Linked DNA regions of Homo sapiens: region 1 is linked to region 2. A link is a loop called in an ENCODE intact Hi-C map of the cell type or tissue named here. Cell type or tissue: uterus. All regions are shown on one strand.

Region 1 (5,000 bases), 52 kb after region 2:
TTGGAGCTTACATTCTAATAGCTGTAGTGAAAACCAGCACATAGATAATTTAGTATCAGATAATGATAAGTGTCAGGAAGAAAATAACTCAGGGAAGAAGAGTGCTGGGCAGTTGATGGACTCTTCTGGATGACATCCACGAAGGTGATCTCTGAGCAGAAATCTAAATTTAAACTGGAATAAGCCTTGCAAAGATCTGGGGTAAGAGCCTTCTAGATAGGGGGCATAGCAAATGCAAAAGGCTTGAAGGGAGAAGGAGCAAGGGATGTTCCCAGAATACAAAGGCCAGAGGCACTAAAGGGAAAAGGATAAAGGAGTAAGGTGAAAGGGAACTCAGAGAGGTGGCATCAGCAGGCTCTGTGGGCCCCATAGGCCTGCCTGGAGCTTGGATTCAGTTCTGCATGAGATGGAGTGAGTGTCAGGGTTTTGAGCTAGAGAGTTATATGATCTCTTTTACTTTAAAATATATGTATACAGGCTGGGCACGGTGGCTCACGCCTGTAATCTCAGCACTTTGGGAGGCCAAGGTGGACAGATCACCTGAGGTCAGGAGTTCAAGACCAGCCTGGCAAAAATGGCAAAACTCCATCTCTACTGGAAAATACAAAAATTAGCTGGGCATGGTGGTGGTCACCTGTAATCCCAGCCACTGGAGAGACTGAGGCAGGGAGAATTGCTTGAACCTGGCAGGTGGAGGTTGCAGTGAGCTGAGATCATGCCACTGCATTCCAGCCTGGGTGACAGAGTTAAGACTCCATCTCAAAACTAAATAAATAAATAAAATATATGTATACATATATTTTTAATGTGTATATATATTTATATATGGGTGTGTTTGGATTATATTGACTGCTGTTTGGTGAATAAAGTGTAAAGGAAAAAAGCAAAAGTAAGACCAGATAATGATAGTTAAGTAAATAAACTCAGCAGAGACCCTGGGAGCTTTTGTCTTGAAGGCAGTATGTGTAGTGGATATCAGTATAGCTTCACAGCTGCCCACAGTTTAAATGTCACTTCTACTATGAGATCTCGGGTAATTTCTTTCAATCTATCTGCATCTCAGTTTCCTCAACTATAAAATGTAAATAATAATATTACCTACTTCAAGGGTTGTTGTAAGAATCAGATGAATAAATACAAATAGCCACTTCAAACCGCCAGCAGCCCAGTAAGAACCATATCAAGGCCTGCTACTCTTGTTTTCTTTATTGAGGCTACAAATTTGCACTCATAGTCCCCCTTTTCAAATTGATTAAAATATTTTGAAATGCAAACATGATATCTGTTTCTTCTTCGTAAAGAGCCAACACAAGATTGCAAATGTCAGACCTTCAACTGATATCTGTTGAACTGAATTATTGTAACCCTGGAACACAGGGATGTCAAAATCAGTATATTCCAGAAGGACTATGAGGATCTGGCAAAGTATCCTTATTTTTCTCTCTGGGTATTTAATTTTTTATCAACTAATCAGCTCCTTGCTCGAGGGTATAAATGAAACAAGCAAGTAAAGAGCTTGATGTGGATGAAATAGCATGCCTCCTCCTCACTCTGAAGCCTAGAGTGGGAACTCAGTCAATATCTGTGCTGCTGATGGCAACATCTGTTGTGACAGGATTTGGAAGGCATGGCACCACATGTCAACAGTACCATACCATCACAATAGAAAAGAATGAATTCTCTACTGCTGATGCACATTAAACACAAGACCTTCCTTCTGAGAAGCCCAGTCTAGGTACTTTTGGAACGCTTTTTTTTTTTTTTTTTTTTTTTGAGACAGAGTCTTGCTCTGTTGCCTAGGCTGGAGTGCAGTGGCGTGATCTCTGCTCACTGCAACCTCCGCCTCCCAGGTCAAGTGATTCTCCTGCCCTCAGCCTCCTGCCTCAGCCTCCTGAGATTACAGGCATGCGCCACCAGGCCCGGCTAACTTTTTTTGTATTTTTAGTAGGGGTAGGGTTTCACCGTGTTGGCCAGGCTGGTCTCTAACTCCTGAACTCAAATGATCTGCCCACCTCAGCTTCCCAAAGTGCTGGGATTATAGGCGTAAGCCACCGCTCCTGGTCTAGAACTCTTAACAGGATCAATTAAAGACATTTTTATTTCTGCTGTTTGGTCAGTTCCTCCCCTCCTGTTAAGCCACAGTTGTCTCTTTAGTTCCTCTACTGAATTTCGTTTGGCATCAGAAGATTTAAAGATTAGCTATTAGTCCTAGTGGGTGGTCAAATCAATACCCTGGCCACCATCCCAGGCTTAAAAGAAATGCTCTTGGGATGATTTTAGCCCACTGCTTTATAAGAAGCTGCCTATCCCCAAAAGTCAAGGCCCCACAGTTCACTGATACATTCAATACCATGAAAACGGTGCCATGGTGGTGGTTTTCTGGTGATGCACAAGGCTGTTCGGATCACCCACTCCTTCACTGAATGTTCTTGGTTATGCACAATGATAATAATCAGTGTCATTAAAGGATTCAACTTAAGCATTAATAATGGACCAACTTCTGTGTACCTTAGTAGTTTACAGGACACTGGAGATTTTTGCCCCTTTTTTGTTGTTTTTTTTATTGTTATGAACATGCTGTGACATACTGAAGAAGTCGTATCACTCTATCAAATCTAGTAATCAAAGGGTGGCAGCTGTCACAACCACATCATCTTCCCATCTAGTCCTGCTAGACCTGATTTACTGAAAGAGCAGTACTTCTTGTATCCTGATATGATCAGCTTACTAGGATCAGAAGATTTCCTTCTTTGATTTTCTATTTTAAGGCTTTTTAAAAAGGAAAATGAAGGCTATGAATCCATGACAGTAACTACTTCTGTCCAGTTAAATATAATCCTCCTCCTTCATCCAATATAAACTGGGGAAGAGAAAAAATGACATAAACACCAAAAATAAGAGTAGCAAGGAAACCTCATTTTATCCCAGGGCTTCAAGATTTTTTTTTTAGCAGGGTTGCCCACATATAGCAGAAAGTTCAAATTACAGTAAAATATCCAAGATGATAAAATAATCCAAAAGGTGTATCTTAAATCTCTAAATTATACAGCGTTGACTTTTTTAAAAGACTTTTAACTTTTAAAGATATAAACTCGCAGATTTCACTTACAGACCATGCCACATTCTGCATTAGACCCATAGAAGGGACAAAAGCAATATATGTTAGCAAAGCCTGGTTCCCTCTCTATGCAAAGTATAGATCCCTCTCTAAGCAAAGCCTAGGTTTCTCCCTAAGCAAAGCCTAGGTCCCTGTCTAAGCAAAACCTAGATCTCTCTCTAAGCTAAGCCTCGATCCCTCTCTGAGCAAAGCCTAGATCCCTCTCTGAGCAAAGCCTAGACCCTTCCTCTTGCCAGCAATGGAAGAGAGCCTTCCACTTGCTCTCACTTACTCAACACCCTGGAGCCGTCCACTCTGGGTAGATTGCTGACAGGTTTATTCATATTCTTTGCTAAGCACACAGAACTCCTGGGAGCTTTCCAAGATGTTATTCCCAGACCCTCAGGAAATATATGCAAATATGAAGTTCTTGATTTCAAACACTGTAGAATGAGAGATGGTATAACTCAGTTTGGAATATTATAAGTATAGAAGTTTGCAGAGACAATTGGCTATAGAAAGTAGCTCGTTATACTAACTGATCGATTCATGGAATTTTTTTTTTAAATCAGTTGGCCAAGTATGTAACTGACCTACTGGTGAATCCACTTAGTCAAATACTCCTTTTAATAGTTATTGGGGAACATCTGTGGACTCAGCATAATTGAGGTGAGGTAGAGAATAAAGAAAAATGAAAGCGTGGTCCCTGATCACCAGGAACTTACTTGAAGGATGTTAACACAAGAAACAGCAAGCGCAAAGCAGCATGTCATCAAGTGCTGGAAGCTTCCTGGCACTTCCTGAGGGAGGGCTTTGAGCCCTGGCCGAGAGCAGGAGCCTACAGGATAAGCCTGGGAGAGAATGGGATTCAGACGTGGATTCAGACGTGGCAAGAAGAACGATTTGGTTATAATGGCTGATGAGGTTGGAAATAGTCGGTGGTGGATGGGGGTGTGTCTTAAATCTCTAGAGATTTAAGACATTTAAGGCATTGACAACAGAGGTGCTTTTAGGGGCCTCCTCTGAAGAAAATGAATAGCCAGAGATTGTTTAATCCATGGGTTAAACAGAGAATGAACAAATCAAGAGCGTGAGTGTTAATTCCTAAAACCTCTATTGTGTCATGTGGCATGATTCAAATTATTGCTCCCAGATCAATCTTACCGTTCATCTTCTCATCAGTAAAATTGGAATAACCTCTGGAAGCCTTGCAAAGCACAGCTAATTAACATTTATGACAAGTAAGGAGTTATATAACAGGTTATGTAAATGCATCATAGCAGCAAGGACTGAAATGTTTTGCCTGTGGCATTTGGATTTGAAAGGAGATCTCCAAATACAAGAACAAAGCTCCACCAAGTAGGCTGAGAGCTACTAGGGACAGAGGGTCCTGAGCAGGTGACACACCCTCAGAGCTAACTGTGGGAACACCGGACTCTACAATGGCACCTGATCGCCTTTTATAAACTTTGTGCCAAGCTCTCACAATCAATTCTGTATGTGTAATGAAGCCAGAAGACACTAGCTGTGTAAACTCATGAAATCACACAATTCAATTATGTGCTAAAACTAATCATGTTCATACATCTTCCCAAATCCACCATTGGAGTCATATCACATATCTTAATCATGTTGACTAAAGCTCATTCATTGGAGCTGAAATCTCTTCTATTACTATATAGTTTTCAAGCACTGGTATATAGTAGTTGAATATTTATATTTAATAATAAGGAAAAACAAACAAGATTCAGTCTGGTAAAAGACCGAGTGATCCTGAGAGAGCAAAAAGGATCATTTGAACTCAAAAGAATCCTTTTTAGCTCAGTGTCCCACTGTGACTCACTGATACTCTGTTATTATCCCCGTTAACGCCACTTGAAACAAAGAAGGAAAAAAATGTAGC
Region 2 (5,000 bases):
GTCTGTGTAAGAATACGACAGTAAGATGGAAATGGCCTGCTGAGGTCTAAGGCCTCCTCATGGTCTTTCTTCTGTCTTAGGCCAAATATCAGGGTCTGTTTTGATCTCTTTGCGATCTAAATACCCAGATAATATCACCCACAATTCTTTACCTACGTGGTCACAAAGAAATTATTGTGAACATCTCCTTAAAATCAAGAATTCTGTGTCTGTGTATGTTTTAAAAATCAAATTAGACTTTTCATAAACTTCAATTGATTCAATGATGAGGACGTGGTTCCAAACATGAGTAGAAGACCATTTTTATGGCAGCACTGAGAAAATACTTTCTGAATACTCAGATATAAAGGGGTTAATTAATTATGATAGCTAAGCAGTACAACATAAGCAAACAATTTTTTCAAATTCTTTTAAAATGGAAAACTATACATGAGTTATTGTAGTCAATAAGATATCACAGCCACAACATATGATTTATTAGACAGTATGATACTGCCCAAAAGACAAAACAGTAAAATTACACTGAAGACAGTTGACTCATAATGAGGAATACATTTATCAAAAAGTAATAATTTTAATATATGCAAGAAGTTTGAAAATGATATTTAATTATCAGTTATAACTGGAAAGACTAAGATGTATTGATTTGATACAGCTTTTAAAAAATGAATTAGCGTTTCCCACCTCGATATTTTCTCTGAGCATGAAAATTTAAATAGCATATGACAATATGCCAATTCCAAGAAGTTCTTTAAAATATATCTCCAGGAAACTTGTTCAGTGTATTTCTTTAAAACACATCTCCATGATGTGAAAGCCACCTAAATGTGTATCACTCCACAGAATGCCCTAACAATTTAGTGGGATATTTATTTTTGAAGTGGATTTTTTTTCCAGTATGGCTGTGAGATATGTAATATATTGCTTAATCTCTCCAGCACCAAGTAAAATTCTCTGAAATAATAGGTTAAATATCTAGTGGAATCACATGTCTCACACATTTGCTAAAACCTAGTTGACATTAGCCAAACAAAAATGTCCCTTCTCTTAAGTTTAATGTCAGGGTTATTTTATTTTAATTCAAATTAACATTCTCCCATAATCCCAGGACTTTGGGAAGCTGAGGTAGGAAGTTATCTTGCGACCAGTAGTTTGAGACCTGCCTGGGCAACACAGGCCCCTATCTCAACAAAAAATGAAATAAAGAATTAGCAAGCATGGTGGTGTTCACCTGTAGCCCCACCTTCACAGAAGGCTTGAGCCCAGGATTTTGAGGCTGTAGTGAGCCATTATCATGTCACTACACTCCAGCCTGGGTAACAGAGTGAGACTCAGTCTCTTAAAAAATTAATATTTTTCTAACTGAACTCAATAAACATTGATGAACATAAAAGTATTATTTCTTCATTTAAAATAGACATTCAGAATATAAACCAGTATGTGCCACTCTGTATATTTTGATATTCCCTAACATGTTCTAAGTATGTTATGTTCAAAATTATACCAAAGTAACTAATATTGGCAAATTAGTCATATTTGTAGTAAGATATTTTTTAAGTCATTACTTTATTTTCAGGTTTGTTTTTTTTTTTTTTTTTGTCCAGAACTAGTCTTAAAAGAGAAAGGATTGAAAGAATGCCACTTAATTGTAGAATGCTTCAGGAAAATAAAATCTCTCTTCAATTAAATCTTTTGAAATAATCTATGCATAGCACTTTCCAAGCCAAGGCATGGGTTGTTTCGTTGCATCTTATGCTATGACAAAGTCCTATAATTAGCACATTGGTGTAATCTACCACTGTTTCATTAAAGCTGATTGCATAACTATTTGGGAAGTTAACATGGCTTCTTGAGTACTTGACCTGCCCTTTTTTTTTTTCTATGCTACAGCTGTTAGTAGGAAGTGAGCAAAGGCATTCATTGCTGAACAGTAGTAGAGAAATAATCCTGGTAAAGGTTATAATACAAGACAAAGATGGAGTTTCACTCTGTGCATCTCAGACCTTTCCATTTTTAATTGGTTTGGTTTTTTGATGAGACCTCAAATGACAGAACAAATATTTGACAGCTAAATTTTTACCAATTTAAAAAGTGAACTCATATTTATTTAAATTACATTTTTAATCATTTATCTTTTGAAAGTCTGATTTTTAAAAGTGAAATGCATTAAAGCAGTGCGTCCTTGAATTTAAGAGGTTCTGCAAGTTGTGCAGAAATGGTGAAATCCATTTAAATGGCTTGAGGTAGGGATAAGAGGTAAATAATAGTTTATTTTAAAAAGTAGATTAAGCACAATCATGTTATCAAGAGTAACTCTCTTCTGTGTCTTTGGCCACTGTTGAAGAACTGTGTACAATTATATATTTTACTCCTTAGCAACCCACCCCCAGCTATGGGACATGACACATCAGTCAGCATGGTCCTCTCAAGTTAGGGTAGTCGGATGATCAGAGAAAAATCCAGACTTGCATAGGAGCACCAATGCCATAAACCTTCATAAAAGCAGTGCTTCAGATCAAGAGGCAACTTTATAGATGTTCCCTACTACAACAGTCTTCCGATAGCTTTAATACTGAAGTAGTCGCTAACACACTCGTCTGAAAAGAGCATTTAGAAAAGAACAACAACACACACAAAAAAAACCTTGTTGAAAATTCTGCACAAGCAATTTACATCCTGACAGAAGAAGGATGGGGTTTATTCTCTTTCATAATTCCTCTGCTACACACTCGCAATACCCTGCACGTTAAGTATCAGGTTTTTCTTGCTAAAATTAAAGCGGTTTTCTATAGGAGACACCTTAGGTAAAATTGGCAATGGAGACCAAGTTTATTTCCATTATTTTTAGTTATTTGCACAATACATAAATACGAAAATAAACTTCTTGCATTTCGTTGTGGAGACTTTTTCATTTGAATATTTCATCCTTCCTAGAAGTTTCTGGGGTTGATGGGACCTTCATCCTAGGCCCTCTGTCCCTTAAACTATTCTTAGTATGATGCACCTCCCTGTAGCCCTCCCACCATCCCCAAAAAAAGAAAGAGTCAGAGCAGAAGTGGAAACCTTACTAATCTTGGTATTTCCATCTCTATATTCCCAGAAATTTCAGTGTTTAGGAATTAAAGGAAAAGACAGGAAAGAATGTGTTTTGGAGCAGGAGACAGGAACAGTAAGAAATGCACAAGATGTCACTAAACTGTCATAGTAAAAATAGTGTTAATAATTATAGATGTTTAGAAAAAGAAAAAAAATTACACCCCAAACAGAAATCAAACCCAACATCATGTACTATGGTGTATCAATTAAAATGAATGGGAGTTACATGCAAATACCTCAAATAAAATACCTCAAATAAAAAATGTAGAATACCTTTCCACTGATGATTTTTAGTTGTCAGGACAAGTGAGACCCAAACAGCAGACAGAATGGTCCCAGCATGCTTGTTGCCTTTTTTTGTTTGCACAGTGGCTGTCAGTTCCAGCCTTGCAGGTAGTGGAACCCAGCCGGAAGAAGGGGCGGGACCCAGCATTGCAGCCTGAACTGAGAGCAAATTTAAATTACTGAGCCTTTTTTTTCCTTTTTTTATTTTTCTACTCTGCGACAAACTGAAAAGATTCCAGCACGCTAATTTAACCACCCTGCTTCTTCTTTGCCTTTTTTTTTTTTTTTGATTTTTTTTTTTTTTCTCTCCCTGCTTCTAGGATAATTAAAAGAGAAACCTGTAAAAGGCAACATTCCTGTGAGCGAGTTGGTGCTGCAACGTGCTGGTAAGAAAACGAGTTTAATTTTTTTCATCTTTTTTTTTTTTTTTTTTTTTTTGCTTTTTCTTTTTTTAAAGAGCTGAAGGCTTTGTCTGTCTAATGCAGTCATAAGCGTGGCTTCCCTGCCGTGAGGGGTTAGCGTATAATGAAAAGGTGTAATAGCCTGATGTACGACCTTCGCGTCATACTTATAATGGTTAATAACAGCATTCCTGTCTACCCCGATGATGCTTCTCTCTGCAAATGGACTATTTGCCCAGTTGCAACAGGGCTAAGATTGTCGCACTATGACAATGAGTTGTTGATTGTTTGGAGTTGCGGTGTCCTGTCAGAAAGATTTCTTGACTTTCTCCAAGTTACTTCCTTCCAGGGATGTTACGGGTTTTAATAGGTACCTTGCAGACCATAACGAGTCTGCTGTTTACTCATCAAACAGGAAGTGCAATGATGAAACTTTTTTTTAAGGAATCCTAATTGTCTTAGACTTCCTTAGTTCAGATAATGAAACAGACTAAAGTGAGTGCTCAGTAAAGTCATTTTAATCCCTTTCATCTGTAACTAGTCAGGAGTTCATTAGCCAACTAAGAAGAACCTACATCATTTGCAGACCTTGTATTTGAGATGCTAACTTTGTTCCTCAAAAGGACAAATTTTTATTCAACCCAATTAAATTCAACAAGTATTTCTGTGTATACTCTGCCTGGAACGGCTGCTGAGAATGTGCTTGCCTGTTACTCTGTTGTGGGGGAATAACTGAAATTAGATAGTGTAAATTTTCAGCAACCAGATTTTCTTACTACCTTTAGCACTGACCAGATCACTTAAGACATTTCAGAATGTGTGACCGTTGGCTATAAGATAAAGTTCTCAAGGTTACATATCCTACAATCAACGAACTTCTGTTCTTTTTCTGCATGTAACTTTTGCTCATGTGAAAAATGCAACTCTGGCTACTATATTTTACATCACATCTTAATGTTATAAAGAAGAAAAAAACATAGACATCTCTTTTTTTGTACACTAAACATGTCATTTGAAAATATATCCATGTGTCAAACTTTGAGCTTATCCATATTTTAGCCTCAGAAGCAGGAAGACACACGGAGAGGTTTAGGCTTGTCAATGAGTCTGCTTGGATTTGGGTCAAGAAACTTAGGAACTACAATTTCTCTGTTTGTTTGGTTGTTTGTTTCCTTTAAAAGCACGTGTGAAACAGCAAGGAATACATTTTGCTTTCGC

The links. A loop is a pair of places that touch in the nucleus more often than their neighbours do. Peaks named below come from ENCODE experiments on the same cell type or tissue, not always from the same donor. Only the 100,000 strongest peaks of a DNase experiment are listed, where the experiment ranks them.
Region 1: a loop joins it to region 2, with 13 times the contacts of the local background. A loop is called at or near these places in 2 of 110 quality-filtered maps.

What each region holds. Positions count from the first base shown.
Region 1 is chr10:10,510,652-10,515,651 of GRCh38, forward strand. It overlaps a transcript of CELF2 not described here. Among named protein-coding and RNA genes, the nearest start is that of CELF2-DT, 51 kb to the left of the region's middle. In uterus, no CTCF peak of the experiment used is centred here; no DNase peak of the experiment used is centred here.
Region 2 is chr10:10,458,820-10,463,819 of GRCh38, forward strand. CELF2-DT (CELF2 divergent transript) reads right to left here and starts at 3,530. Exons shown (of 4, transcript NR_120637.1): 1 at 3,370-3,530. It also overlaps a transcript of CELF2 not described here. In uterus, no CTCF peak of the experiment used is centred here; no DNase peak of the experiment used is centred here.